Regions from separate parts of the Homo sapiens genome. Here region 2 is linked to region 1. Evidence: chromatin loops called from intact Hi-C (ENCODE). Cell type or tissue: endothelial cell of umbilical vein. All regions are shown on one strand. Each heading gives the region's core, and the rest is flanking DNA. Links, peaks and the distances in the headings are about the cores only.

Evidence for each region. Peaks named below come from ENCODE experiments on the same cell type or tissue, not always from the same donor. Only the 100,000 strongest peaks of a DNase experiment are listed, where the experiment ranks them.
Region 2: a loop joins it to region 1, with 5 times the contacts of the local background. A loop is called at or near these places in 2 of 110 quality-filtered maps.

What each region holds. Positions count from the first base shown.
Region 1 is chr2:37,644,929-37,652,008 of GRCh38, reverse strand. CDC42EP3 (CDC42 effector protein 3) reads left to right here. Exons shown (of 2, transcript NM_006449.5): 2 at 5,187-7,080. The coding sequence starts at 5,422. The coding sequence ends at 6,186. Among named protein-coding and RNA genes, the nearest start is that of CDC42EP3, 23 kb to the left of the region's middle. In endothelial cell of umbilical vein, for the core only: a CTCF peak has its summit at 3,176 (motif pointing right); a DNase peak (open chromatin) is centred at 3,298; H3K27ac peaks cover 3,390 bases.
Region 2 is chr2:37,452,376-37,459,455 of GRCh38, reverse strand. No RefSeq gene overlaps it. Among named protein-coding and RNA genes, the nearest start is that of LINC03063, 110 kb to the left of the region's middle. In endothelial cell of umbilical vein, for the core only: no CTCF peak of the experiment used is centred there; DNase peaks (open chromatin) are centred at 1,655 and 4,195; H3K27ac peaks cover 3,479 bases.

The DNA of each region.
Region 1 (7,080 bases), core at 868-5,867:
AGAGACGGGGTTTCACCGTGTTAGCCAGGATGGTCTTTATCTCCTGATCTTGTGATCTGCCCGCCTCGGCCTCCCAAAGTGCTGGGATTACAGGCTTGAGCCACCATGCCCGGCCCCAGGTGTCTTCTTAAAATGATGAGGAGGGATGGGATTTCAAGTCATGGCATATAGGCCCATTCCATCATCAAAGGTTATCTGTGTGTGTCACTAGTCACCCTTGCACAAGTTGCTGTCCTCACGGGCCCAGGCGATTCCACCTGCCTGCACTTCCCTCCTCGCTCATGCCCTGGCCAGCAGCTCCTCCTGCATCCTCTCCCACCTGTTGAATTTTCTCACTTTCCTTTCCGACTACAAATGTTTCTCTTCTGAGATCTCTTCCCTTTTACAAAGTACAGATCCATGCTGCCTCTTTGGTGAAGGCCTGATCACAGAAGCAAAAAGTGATCTGTCCCATAGCCAGGGTCAGGGGAGACGTGGCTCAGGCCTTTTGTGAAGTCTTCATATACCCACACACTGCCATTGCAGATGCTGCTTTTAGACACATTTTCCTGATGTTTGTGTTATGATCAGTAACTCATAGTAGGCTTTTCAGGACCTAACAGCCATGTATAAAATTGGCTCTCCAGGAAAGCCTAATCTGAGCCCTGCATACACATTTATATATTTGTGATTTAAAAAAAAATAGCCAGTTCATTAACATGATTTGAAAATCCAAAATCATAAAAGGATAGTGAAATTTCTTTGCCACCCTGTTCCCCTTCCATCTACTTCCCCTCTCTGTGGACAGTCACTATTATTACTTGTGTGTTTCCAGAAATACTCTATAGATAAGCCAGTACAAATATAAATACACGCATTTGCACCTCTTTTTTTTTCCTTTGATGATGTACATCTTTGGGCTCTTCTCGGATGAGCATATTAAGCACTTCTTCATCCTTTGTTAGATCTGAGTAGTATTTATTTGGAAGGATACGCTTAACTGAACCAGTCCTCCATAGGTGGACAATTAGGTTGTTTCCAACTCTTGACTGTTATAAACTGTGCTGGTTTGAACAGCCTTGTTATTTCTCTGTGAGTTGGGTAAATCCCTATAAGTGCAATCTGAGGTCAGAGGGCATATGATTTGCAGTTTTGATAGATATTGCCCCACTGCCTCTACTGAGTTTGGACCTGTTCATACTTCAACTGTCAGTGTATGCAGGGCCTGTTTCCCATCCTCATCAGCCCAGCACATTGCCACACATTTGTGTTTTAAACAGGCTTTGGAATGCACCCCTTTCATAATTAGGGAGCAGACAGAATTCCCAGGGAGGGTGCTCATTAAATATCATGTCAAGACCTCAAAGCTCAGAGCCCAGCCATGTGGCTTCGTGCTTGGTAGCCATGCAGCCTTGGCAGAGTGGCTGGATATCAGTTCGTCAGTAGTGATCCATTTGTAAAATGAGGATAGTCACAGTAACAGCCTCATGGCTTCCTCAGCTAGTCCATGTCAAGGGTTGGAACAATGCTCGGTACATAGAGAAGCCCTCAACAAATACCGACTTGTATCAAGTGCTGCTGGTACCCAGGAGATGCTCATACCCTCTCCAGGAGCAGCCACTTCTTGCTAGGGAAGAAACTATCCCATTAGGTTTCTGCCTAAGTAAGTAATTGGCAAAGATTTTGAAAGAGCAGTGAGCCCAGGAAGCAGAAGGGGAAACTGATCAAGCTGCATGGACTTAGCCCAGAATGTTCAGAAAGGAGAGAGAAGGAAGTGGTCAGTTCGAGAAATTATGGGCATTGGATTATCAGCGTTGGATTGACTCTCCTGGGATCAATCATGGTTGCCCCTGAGCTGGGGAGGAAGAGAACAGATGCAATAGAAGGACTAGATCAGAGCTGCCAGATACTTTCCCAGCAGCACAAACGTCAACTTACCTAGAGTTGTAAAACTGACATTTTGCCCAAAATTCTTAACTTTCAGGGTATTTGGGAGCTGTTAGGATTGGCAATTCAGATTCAATTCAAATTATTTTTTTCTATAGTCCTAGAAGCCTATGCCCCATCATGCAGTAAATATGATGTAAATATTTGTAGAAAGAAAGCAAAATGCCTCTGAAGGTATCTTCTCCAGTATCTCCTACTCACCAGAATCTCACTACAGCTTAGGTAGCCTCCCCACCAACCCTTTTCTTGCCTTTTTCTTTGCTGCTTCCCTCCAACCTTTGCCTCCATGCCACCGACATGAAGCCCCACTTCAAGCAGGATGAGTGAGCCTCTGGTTGGAGGCCCCTGGTGCTGGTGCCTGTGGCTGGGCAAGGACTGACCAAAGGCTGGGGCTTGACGAGCATCTTGCTCCCTGGTGGGTGCCCAGCCCCCACCAGCCTACCGACTGGGCCCTCCCTCCCCTGCACCCTCAGCAGCACACACTTTCTCCCCCTTTGCTCTTCCTCCTCACTGTCCCAAATCCTTGTTTAATTCAAGGGTGTATGTGAATGATCCAGTCAGAGTGGCAGGGAACTGCTCTCTGGCTACATTTTCATGGGATTTTTTTTTTTTTTTTTTTTTTTTTTTTTTTTTTTTTGAGACAAGGCCTTGCTAGGCTGTAGTGCAGTGGTACAATCATAGCTCTCCGCAGCCTTGAATTCCTGGGCTCAACCAGTCCTCCCACCTCAGCCTCCCAAGTAGCTAAGACTGCAGGTGTGTGCTACCATTCTCAGCTAATTTTTTAAGAAAGTTTTTGTAGAGATGAGGTCCCATTATGTTGCCCAGGCTGGTTTCAAACTCCTGGACTCAGTCAGTCCTCCTGCTTCAGCCTCCTGAGTAGCTGGGACTACCGGCGGGTGCCCCCATGCCCAGCTAATTTTTTTTTCATAGAGACAGGGTCTTGCTATGTTGCCCAGGCTGACCTCAAACTCCAGGCCTTAAGTGATCGATTTTTTTTTTTTTTTTTAAATAATTGGAACCCCCTGCCCTGGGACCTGGCCTTGCATAACCCTGCCTCCATCAGCTGACCCCAGGCAGCCCTGGCATGCCCTTGAGTTGTGGTGGACACGCTGTATCTTTCCATGGCAGCTGCCTTCCTGGCCGTGTGTGCTGAGGACACCACTCCTGTGGGCAGCTGTTCCTCAGGCCACCCAGCTGCTCCTGCAGGCAGTCAGCCACACTGTGCCCAAAGGGCAGGGAGGCCACCTCTGAACAGCAGGGGGCCCGAGGCCAGGACTAGGCATTGTACACTCATACAGGAAGGAAGTTCTGATGTTTTAACAGGAAGAACATGGGCTTCAACTTTTGTTACCACAACAAGACCCAAATTAGAGCTAAAACTATGAGAACGAGTGTCAGGACCCACGATCATGTCATTGCTGGCAGCCCCATGGTCAGCCCACTCTGCATGAATGCAAACCTCCTCGTACTTTCTCTGCCTCCTCCCCATACCCAAAGCCCGAGTGGGGCTGGCTCTCTCTAGTGCATTGTTCTCAGCCTTCTCCGGCCTGGGTTGCTGGCCAGCATGCTGACACGCTGAGCTAGCTGCTTCCCAAATTGAGTTAGCTGTTACTGAGCCAGTGGGTGGTGGAGCACAGTTCTTGTCACCTGCCACTGGTAAATGAATTTAAAACTCTTGCTGAAAGGAAAGAAATATGGGGCAGATGCAGACAGCCTCCAGCTGCTACAAGCAAATGTGGCTCCCTTCAAAACACCAACTAACCCACCCAGCCCTTGGAGTATTTATTTGCAGGCTCTGCAGCCAGTGGGAGGAGCGCCTGAGGGAAGAGGTCATGGCAGAGCCATTTGGGAAGTTCCTGCAGTGGGAAAGGGTTTAGCTTCTCTGTGTCAGCATCAGAGGTGGAGGATTATTTTCAAGAGATAAGAGCATCTCATTGGCAAAAGAGCACATTACAACCCCAATGCCTTGTAGCTCATCCCTCCTAATCTTATCATATAGTATGTGCAGGGAGGATGTGTTGCTTTCTACACTGGTAACAAACGACCACAAACTTGAGGGCTTACAACATTTACCATTTCACAGGTTCTGTGGGTCAGGAATCTGGGCAGGGCTGAGTTCCAGCATCTCCCTGAGTTATGATTCAGTGTGGGTCAGGGTGGTGGTCTCATCAGAGGCTCAACTGGGGAAAAGATCTACTTCCAAGCTCCCCAACATTGTTGGCAGATTTCATTTCCATAGGCCCTTGCACAGTGTAACTGCTCACCTCTCCACAGCCAGCAAAGGGAGTCAGGGAGTCTTCTCCCTTGTCAGCTCAGATGAAATCTCCTATAATGTAACCTAATCAGGGACCTATTGCCTTTGCCACATTCCCTTGTTTAGAAGCCAGTCACAGGTTCTACTCACAAAGGCATTAACACCAGGAGGCAGATCATGGGGGCTCCCTTCGAATTCTGCCTACTGCATGGAGGATATAGCCTTATCAGTAATGTTTCAGAAGTGTTCCCAAGTGAAGGCCCAGCCTGTAATAGAGATTCACAATGTTTTCTCTTTGAAGTGAAGCAGTTTTGTTCATTTCCTCCCATCTCAGAATGACTTCAAATCCTGACATCCTCGACAGCCCAATACTTTGCCACAACCTGATTACAACTCTAGCTCTCTTATTTACTGGCTATATGTTATTGAGAAAAGGTAACTTTCTAGGGGAAGGGCTTATCCTGAATCTCCGTTTTCTTATCTGTAAGAATGTATTCCACTAACATTTTTAGGACAGTAGCATATAATAGTTATTGTCACTTATTAAATAATTCCAGCACCTTTCCTTTAGGACTGTTCATTTTATTGCATTAACTTATGTACATATGGAACTCAACAATGAAATATTAGTGTTGCTAGTATGCACATCAAAGCAAAAGGAAAATGTATTTTAAAACAAATCCAGTTGTATTTAAGGAGCTGAAATCACTGATCCTATGCTTACAGCAATTCTTAGAGGAAAATGACTAAAACCATAGACATGTCCAGAAGATGTGCCCATGGCTATGTCTAAAAAGTACTGGTGTCATAGATATGGGGTTTTTAGGTCTTTCTCTTTCCTGTTTTCTCTAAGATGAAAATTTTTATCCACTTACTGGAGGGAAACAATAAGTTCAGCATTAGTTGAAACTGGCCCTGCCATTATTTACAGGCTCTTGTGAAAAGGGAGGCCCTAGGGCACCCAAAAGGGTCTTTAGCTTATAACCTGCTTTGGTTTCTTCTGCAGGTTTGTCCTGGTTGTGGTCAAGACTGGATGATGTAACTGGCTCTCTAGGAAGCCTCACTTGGCCGTAACCTCAGGAAGGTTCTCTTTGACCCCATCTCATTTCGAAGCCACTTCTGAAGCCACTTGAGAAAAATGATGTGACAGTTCCTATCAAAAAGGATTCAGAAACATATACCATCTGTGAAGAAAGTGGCCCTTTCTCCCGCTTGCAAAATAGACATTCTCAAATTCCAAAATGCCAGCCAAGACCCCAATTTACCTGAAAGCAGCCAATAACAAGAAAGGAAAGAAATTTAAACTGAGGGACATTCTGTCTCCTGATATGATCAGTCCCCCGCTTGGAGACTTTCGCCACACCATCCACATTGGCAAAGAGGGCCAGCACGATGTCTTTGGAGATATTTCCTTTCTTCAAGGGAACTACGAGCTTTTACCTGGAAACCAGGAGAAAGCACACCTGGGCCAGTTCCCTGGGCATAATGAGTTCTTCCGGGCCAACAGCACCTCGGACTCTGTGTTCACAGAAACGCCCTCCCCGGTGCTCAAAAATGCCATCTCCCTCCCGACCATTGGAGGATCCCAAGCTCTCATGTTGCCCTTATTGTCACCAGTGACATTTAATTCCAAACAGGAGTCCTTCGGGCCAGCAAAGCTGCCCAGGCTTAGCTGCGAGCCCGTCATGGAGGAAAAAGCTCAGGAGAAAAGCAGTCTGTTGGAGAATGGGACAGTCCACCAGGGAGACACCTCGTGGGGCTCCAGCGGTTCTGCATCTCAGTCCAGCCAAGGCAGAGACAGCCACTCCTCCAGCCTGTCCGAACAGTACCCCGACTGGCCAGCCGAGGACATGTTTGACCATCCCACCCCATGCGAGCTCATCAAGGGAAAGACTAAGTCAGAGGAGTCCCTCTCTGACCTTACAGGTTCCCTCCTCTCCCTGCAGCTTGATCTTGGGCCCTCACTTTTGGATGAGGTGCTGAATGTAATGGATAAAAATAAGTAACAAGATGCCAACTTTTTTCCTTTGGGGTAAAAGGTACAAAAACAAACTAACCACAGTTGAAGAGAAGGGCTTCCGGAGCTGTATTTGCAGTTTTGTGTTGGGTTTTCTAAAATAATATTCTTACAAAGTATTTTTTTACCTGTTATGCCCTGTTTGCAAAAACAATTTAGAAAAAAACAACAAAGCAAAACCTATCTTGGCAAAAAAAGGAAGTGAGTCAGAGCCCATTTTCAGGAGGCATTGGTGATGTTCGGCTCACATATTGTTTGCAGACACACAAGAAATCTGGCTTGGCCAGGATTGGCACTAGCTATGAAGGGCTGAGCGAGTCACATTAAGGAACTTCACGGAACTTTATAGCACTCCGACATTTTCTGAGCAAGAGGAAGTCAAAATTTATTTAACACCTAAGCCTTTTTGTAGACTCTTTTCTATATATTGCTTAGGCTCACCATAGCGAATTCTCCAGTGTTAAAACTTTTCTGTTTTCACATTTGAACTTTATGGGTTTTGGGGATTTTCTTGTAGTTCTTATATATCCCTATATATTATATCTATATTGCAAAATTTTGACTGTCAGCTACATGTTGGTAAGACACAGGCAAAGTATTACTGTAACTAAGTTATTTTTAAAGTTAAAATATATTTTTACGTGCCTTTGGCTTTTTATTGCAGAGTCTACATTTTATAGATTCTACATCAGATGTTGTCACTTATTTCCATTGGGATTCCATTGTAAGCTGTGTATGTGCGTGTTTGGAAAAGTGTATTCATACTTAGTTTTTTTTTCTTCATCTGTTATCATACTTTTAACAGCAACCAATAACGGATTGTAAAGTGTAAAGGCACAGGTTACTCATGATGCTTCTGCAGAGACTGTGGGCTACACCACAT
Region 2 (7,080 bases), core at 1,102-6,101, 190 kb after region 1:
TTAACAGGAATTAAGCTCATGCATATTAAAGATCAGTTGTTGAAATCATTAGGCTAATTACAGAACCATTACTAAGAATTTTTATCATTACAAAGTGCATATTCTGTTTTTGCTCAGTGTAGTCACTGGAGATGAATTCTAGACTTACTACAAATCTGGAAGCCCTTATGTGTCATTAGAACATAAATGTCATAACACCATACATATCACCCAATGGATACACTTGCAAAGACTGAAAGTCGAATTGCAGTTGAAAGTATTTCAGAAAGTATTCAGAAGGTGATAAGGAAAAATTGTACTCAACCAAAATGTCCAACAAAGGCAAAGCAATAAGAAAAGACTTGTTCTTCTATTTCCTGAACTATAATGCAAATACTGAAATTATTAGCATGTAATCATTGCATTGTAGATGCCACTGACCCAAGGGCCCTGGGTTTGTTAGGGGCCATTACCCCATTCACTTGGCTCGAACCCTCATCCAGGAAATCATCCTGCTGGATAACTAGGCACACCCTGCTTGCAGGCACTGATTCTATGTGTTCATCTATTCAGCAAGTGTCCAGCATGTTGGTACTGGAATGCTAATCTCATGACCGAGCTTAGTCAAGAAATAGCCTTCTTAATATGATAGCCACCATCTACAATGATTTACTGACAATTTTTGGCTTAAAATCCCACCTCTACCACTGGTTGTGTAACTTTGGGAAAGACAATTAACCTGACTACTGTTTAGTTTCCTTATTTGCAAATAGAGATAACACCTCTCTTAAAAGTTATTATGAGGATAAAATAGCACTTTGGGAGGCTGAGGCAGGAAGATCACTTGAGCCCAGGAATTTGAGACCAGCCTGGGCAACATAGTGAGACCTCATCTCTACAAAAATAAAAATAAATCAGCTGGGCGTGGTGGCGCTTGCCTGTGGTTCCAGCTACTCAGGAGGCTGAGGTGGGAGGATTGCTTGAGACCAGGAGGTCAGGACTGCAGTGAGCTGTGAACATGTCACTGCACTCCAGCCTGGGCAACAGAGCAAGACTCTGTCTTTAAAAAATAATAATAAGATATGTAAAGTGTATGGCACAGAGGTAAGTCTCTATTGACAGGTATTATTGTTTGTCTTGTCACTTGAACGTAAAGCCGTTGTGTCTGCCTGTCATTCAACTATTCACAAGCATACAAGATTAAAGGCAATTTGCAAGCATAAGAAACACACTGTTTCTCTTCCTTAGATATTTATAATTCATGGTGGAGATTATAAGATCTCCTTTTCCAATGCAAAATTTCAACTAAGACCTTCTATGTGCTTCACATCTCCTTAAACCAGGGTCCTGAGATGTGCCACGTGTCATGTCATTACACATGGAGAAAGGAATATTTTTCAAAAACCAATTACATACTAGCCACTGTTTAAGGCATATATATACTCTTTCACATTGCTATACCCATTTTGAAAATGAAGAAACAGAGGCTTAAAATGCTTAAGTAACTTGCCCTGGATCCCAACAAAGTAAATGACAGAACAGGATTCGTATTTGGGCCAGTTCAACTCCAAAGACCATGCGTTTTTTGTTATGTTCAGCTGCCAAGTGTAGTTTCTTACCACAATGTCATGAACTATTGTTACAAGAAAATGAGACCGCTGTTTACTATCTGTTGTGGCCAGGTTTTAAATCGAGCCTGAGGATATAAAACTTATGACCTCTAAGTCTCAAATAAAAACCCACTTGAATTAAAACAAAACAAGGGAAAATGCCTTAGTAATAATATTTGAAAAATCTTCAGAATGTGAGATATCAATTGGCTTTGTTTAGTGGAATGTCCCTGCACAGAGATGGATGGACTTCGTGGGTGTCAGAGCCGTCAGTGGAATTCGTGGGTCTAGCGCGATATGTTCTCTCTTCCTGGTCATCAAGCCATAGTTCAAATTTGCCATGATTATCCCTTGCTATGGCTTGTAAACTTACATCCCAGCAAGATTACAAATTCTGACTAGGCTTAATTTTAAATGGAAGAAGAAATTAGTTTCATTCTTTCAGTATATGAGTCATGTAGGCGAAGAAAACTGTCCCTGGCAGTGTCTTTTCCAGTTCCACAATGCTCTGACAATGCACACTTCTCCAAAGAATCGCTACCCAAGGCTGAGCCCCAGAGGGTGCCACGTGTCAAGGGCTACGTCTTAACCCATCCCCTGGTGCAGCACTTGGCATGGAGGAGCTGTTCAATAAATATTGTTCAATGAACAAATGAATGAAATCCTGTCTGCCTTAAAAAGCAAGAAAACAATATCATTCCTTCCTGATTTCCTTATAGCAAGTCTGGCCTTTGTTTCTACCTAAACCTTCTGCCTACTAACAGACCCCTCCCAGCTCACAGGCCAAATGCAGTCTCAGGCTTTCATCTCTAAGGTCATGATACCTTCTATCCCACAGGTCTTGAGAGAATCAAATTGGATGAGGCTGTAGAAGCCTGGGAATCACAGCATATGCCCCACCCCCTTGAAAACGGGGCAGACGGAATGTGTCCAATTTTCATCCTTGGCAACATGTTGAGATCGCTTGAGGAGCTTTCAAAAACTAGAGACCCTAAGTCCCACTCCAGTTAAATCAGAATCTCTGGGGATAAGGTGAGCATTAATAGTATTTAAATGTCCCCCTAGTAATTTGAATGTGCAGCAAAGATTGAAGATCACAAGGCTGGAGGAAGCCAGGAAGTGGGCACATCAGCCCCACACAGGCAGGAAGAAGCATTTGCTGTGCTCCTTGATTGGGAGGGTAAGAAGACAGGAAGCCCAACATGTAACGGCAGCTGCTGCTGTTGGGCAAAATGCCCTTCCCAGCCCTGTAAGTCCTGGCTGCTGCCTTGGCTACCTCTACCACCTCCTTCCTACTTCTCTAAATGGTCCTGGAGCAGGCTGCAGTCTCATCCTGGATAGGGCAATGGGGACCTGCCCCAGGCACCCAATTCTTTTTAAACAGAACTAGCTTCCAGGTCATGATCTCCTTACAACTGAAGATTCCAAGTGACAAGACCTAAATGGGTACAGATGGACTGTGCATAAGCCCAAGGAGAGCACTGTAGAAAGGACTGCATGTCAGCAAGTCCTAAAGATAAGCTGGGAAAGGAAGAGTAGCCAGAGACCCAAAATGTCAGACCTGTTTATGTCTTCAATGTTAAGAGGGAGTCACAGATTCATCACATTGGGAGAAAATGCCTCATAGATCTAATATGGTGAAGGAAATACACAAGCACACACACACACACACACACACACACACACACACACAGACACACCCGATTTATTGGCTGAAGCCCCAAGTACATAGCCCAACTCTTATGCGTTGAGTGTCTGTGTTCGCCAAAAATTCCTATTTTGAAGCCCTAACCTCTCAGCACGGCTCTATTTGGACATGGGGCCTCCCTGGAAGTAAAGTTAAATAAGATCAAAAAGATGGGGCTCTGGTCACATAGGATTAATGTCCCTATAAGAAGAGATACTAGAGAGCTTGCTCACTGTCTCTCCTTCTCCACCATGTGAGGACACAAACAGAAGGTAGCCATCTGCAAGCCAGGAAGAGAACCCTTACCTGGAACCAGCTCCATATGACCTTGATCTGGGACTTTTGGCCTCCAGAACTGTAAAAAAATACATTTTTATTGTTTAAGTAACCCAGTCTGTCTTATTTTATCACAACAGTTCAAGCAGACTATGACACCAACCTTAGACAAATCACAACATCTTTGAGCCTGAGTTTCTTCATCAATAAGAGAAAGATAAATCCTACCTGTTCATAAACATCAAATGAGATCACGTATGTTTAAGGGTTTTGCAAACAATAGAGTATTAAGTAGGCATTAAATCATTCATTAATCTCTACCTCTGTGCTCTCATACTTTAATCCCTCTGCTAGCTGAGCATTTACCACATTGTATTAGATTGAATTGTTTATATGTCTCTTCTGTCAGGTTTTAAATCCTTATGGCCAGGCGCCAAGTCTCTTTCATCTTTGTAGCCCCATGTCAAAACACACAGTCACTGCTCAAGAAAGGCTTATTGAACAATCCCAAGGTAGCACTGGATATGCTTTCTCTGTGTCCCATAACATCCTCCCATATACTTTGATCACTTAGCATCAGGTATTAGAGTTATTAGCTTTTGTGTTTTTCCTACTGTCCTGTAAGCTCCCAAATGGTAGAGACTGCTTGTTATCATTACTATATCCCTAGCAACTAGTACAGAGCTTGGTACCTGGTAGGAACTTAATGAATGTTGATGAAAAGAAGGGAAATGATTCCTTTCCTGAGGAATTTGCATTGTTGAATTTCATTGTTCAAAGCTGTCCTGTATTTGATTCATCATTTCCAACGGAACAAACTGAAGCTCTCCATTTTACCAAGTCTTTTTTCAAATGGCTCCTAAAAGGTCCTAGCTCTTTTATCCTATTATAGCTGGCAAAGTATCTGAATGCATCATTTTATTGTGCAAGTCAATATCATCCCCCAGAGAACCAAGACTGGTCATTTACGCCAACAGTAGTTGCTATGCAACCACTCTCCAAGCCTTGGTTGAAAGATCCAGAGCCGAGGCAGTGATTTTTCCCACCTGGAAAGGACTAGAATTTCTAAGGGAAAAAACACACCATTATGCAGAGTCACTTAATCTTTTTACAAAAGAAAATTTGACCACATCAAAAAAGCATATTTTCTAGATTTCCTAGACTATGCATATATAGCCTTTATATAAATAGACATGTATATTTAGCCACTGGAACCCAAACGCACATATACTACATATACACTAATATAATTTATAAATATTTGTATATTTATAAATATGTAGATATGTTTATTAAAGAGTAAACACTCTTTTTATTCCAAAGATGTTCCACGAGAATTAACCATTTTATTTCTTTTAACAGAAGTAAACTTGTAAAATGAATTTCTATTTTCTCATGGCAAAAACTTTTTTTTCGGAAAATAAGGGGAAATTTAAAGAAGAAAATAGAGAAGCCTGTGTCAAATAGCTTAGATCAAACCACTGTTAGCATTTGCTATGTAGCCTTCCAGATGTTTATATATAAGAATATTTACATATTTAAAGTACAAAAATGGGAACATATTATATCCAAAGTTTGGATACCTCCTTTCTTTAAAACTTAGCATGCCATGAATGAGAACACATGGCCACAGGAAGGGGAACATCACACTCTGGGGACTGTTGTGGGGTGCGGGGAAGGGGGAGGGATAGCACTGGGAGATATACCTAATGCTAAATGACGAATTAATGGGTGCAGCACACCAGCATGGCACATGTATACATATGTAACTAACCAACACATTGTGCACATGTACCCTAAAACTTAAAGTATAATAATAAAAAAAAACCTTAGCATGCCATGGATGTCTTTCCAAGTCAACATATAGTCATATCATCTTAAAGGCTGCATTGCATGCCATTGCTTAAATATATCATAATGTATTTAATTATTTTCCTGTTGTGTCCATTTTTTCACCATTATAAATAATAAGCATCTTCATGTACACTTCTTTGAAAACTCATCTGATAGTTTCAGTAAGATTAATTCATGCATCACGTCAAAGATTATGCACTTATTTGAAGCCTTTTAGAACACTGACAAGTAAATAATCTAATATTAAGCATTTGTTCCAAAAAGCTAGATTTTCGGTCAATACAGATTTAGTCAAATTTTGACATAATTTAAAATTTTTTAAAAAAAGAATTTAGGCCGGGTGCGGTGGCTCAAGCCTGTAATCACAGCCCTTTGGGAGGCCAAGGTGGGCGGATCACCTGAGGTTAGGAGTTCGAGACCAGCCTGGCCAACATGGCAAAACCCCGTCTTTACTAAAAAAAAAAAAAAAAAAAAGATACAAAAATTAGCAGGGCGTGGTGGTGCGCATCTGTAGTCCCAGCTACACGGGAGGATGAGGCAGAAGAATCGCTTGAACCCAGGAGGTGGAGGTTGCAGTGAACTGGGATTGCACCATTGCACTCCAGACTGGGTAACAACAGTGAGACTCCATCACAAAAAAAAAAAAAAAAACAGAATCCAAGGTTTGTGAGGACACATTATAACAGAATAATTTGAAGTTTCTCCTCTTGTTTTGCCGTATAATCATTCATTCTATACCCTGCTACCGTTTGCCACACAAACCAAGTTGTCTTTCTTGGCTCCCTGTACTTCCTGCCTTCACTTCTCATAGCTCCTCCCCCTTAGCCTTTCCTGTTATCAGCAACATTTTAAAATTGACTACTGATGACTCCACCCAGGCTCACAGCTAAGCCTGAGGAATAGCTTCAGAATTTCCATGTGGGATCTGGGGTGGGTTCATGATTTATACCCATATGAAAGCTGGATGTCCCCAAAACATTCAATTGGAAGTATATTGACAGCTGCCTTTCAAAAGATGTGTTAATTTCTGTTAAAATTTACTTATTCATTATGGAAAGCAGTTAAGATCAGTTTCCACCACTTGCAACCTCGTCTGGTTCTTCAAAGTCAACATACACTCTTTTGCCATGGTAATCGTCCTAAATATGCAACTTTGATCTTTTTTTTTTTTCTTTTTGGAGACAGGGTCTTGCTGTATTGCCCAGGTTGGAGTGCAGTGGTGTGTTCATGGCTCCCTGCAGCCTCAAACTCCTGGGCACAATCAACTCTCTCTCACTTCAACCTCCTGAGTACTTGGGACTACAGGTGCGCCACCATACCCGGCTAAATTTTTTTGTATTTTGTAGAGATGGGCTGGATTTCAGATCCTATTCAAAACACTAAGCCTTCCAACACATATAAAACCCAAGCTCCTAGGAATGACATTCAAGGTCCCTCCAATCTCACCCCAAACCAATCGCATTCCTATACCAGGCTATCTGCCATTCCGTGAATACATATTTCTACTTCATACATTTGCCCATACTGCTCCTATTTCCCTGCCTTTTCCACTTTCCAGCACATTTTTAACTTGCCCCAAAAGCCATCCATTCTTCAAAATTTCTTTCTTATGTCCCTTCCTTTTAGAAACCTTCTCCAATTCCTGCAAAGTAGAATCTCTTCAAGGAACCAGAA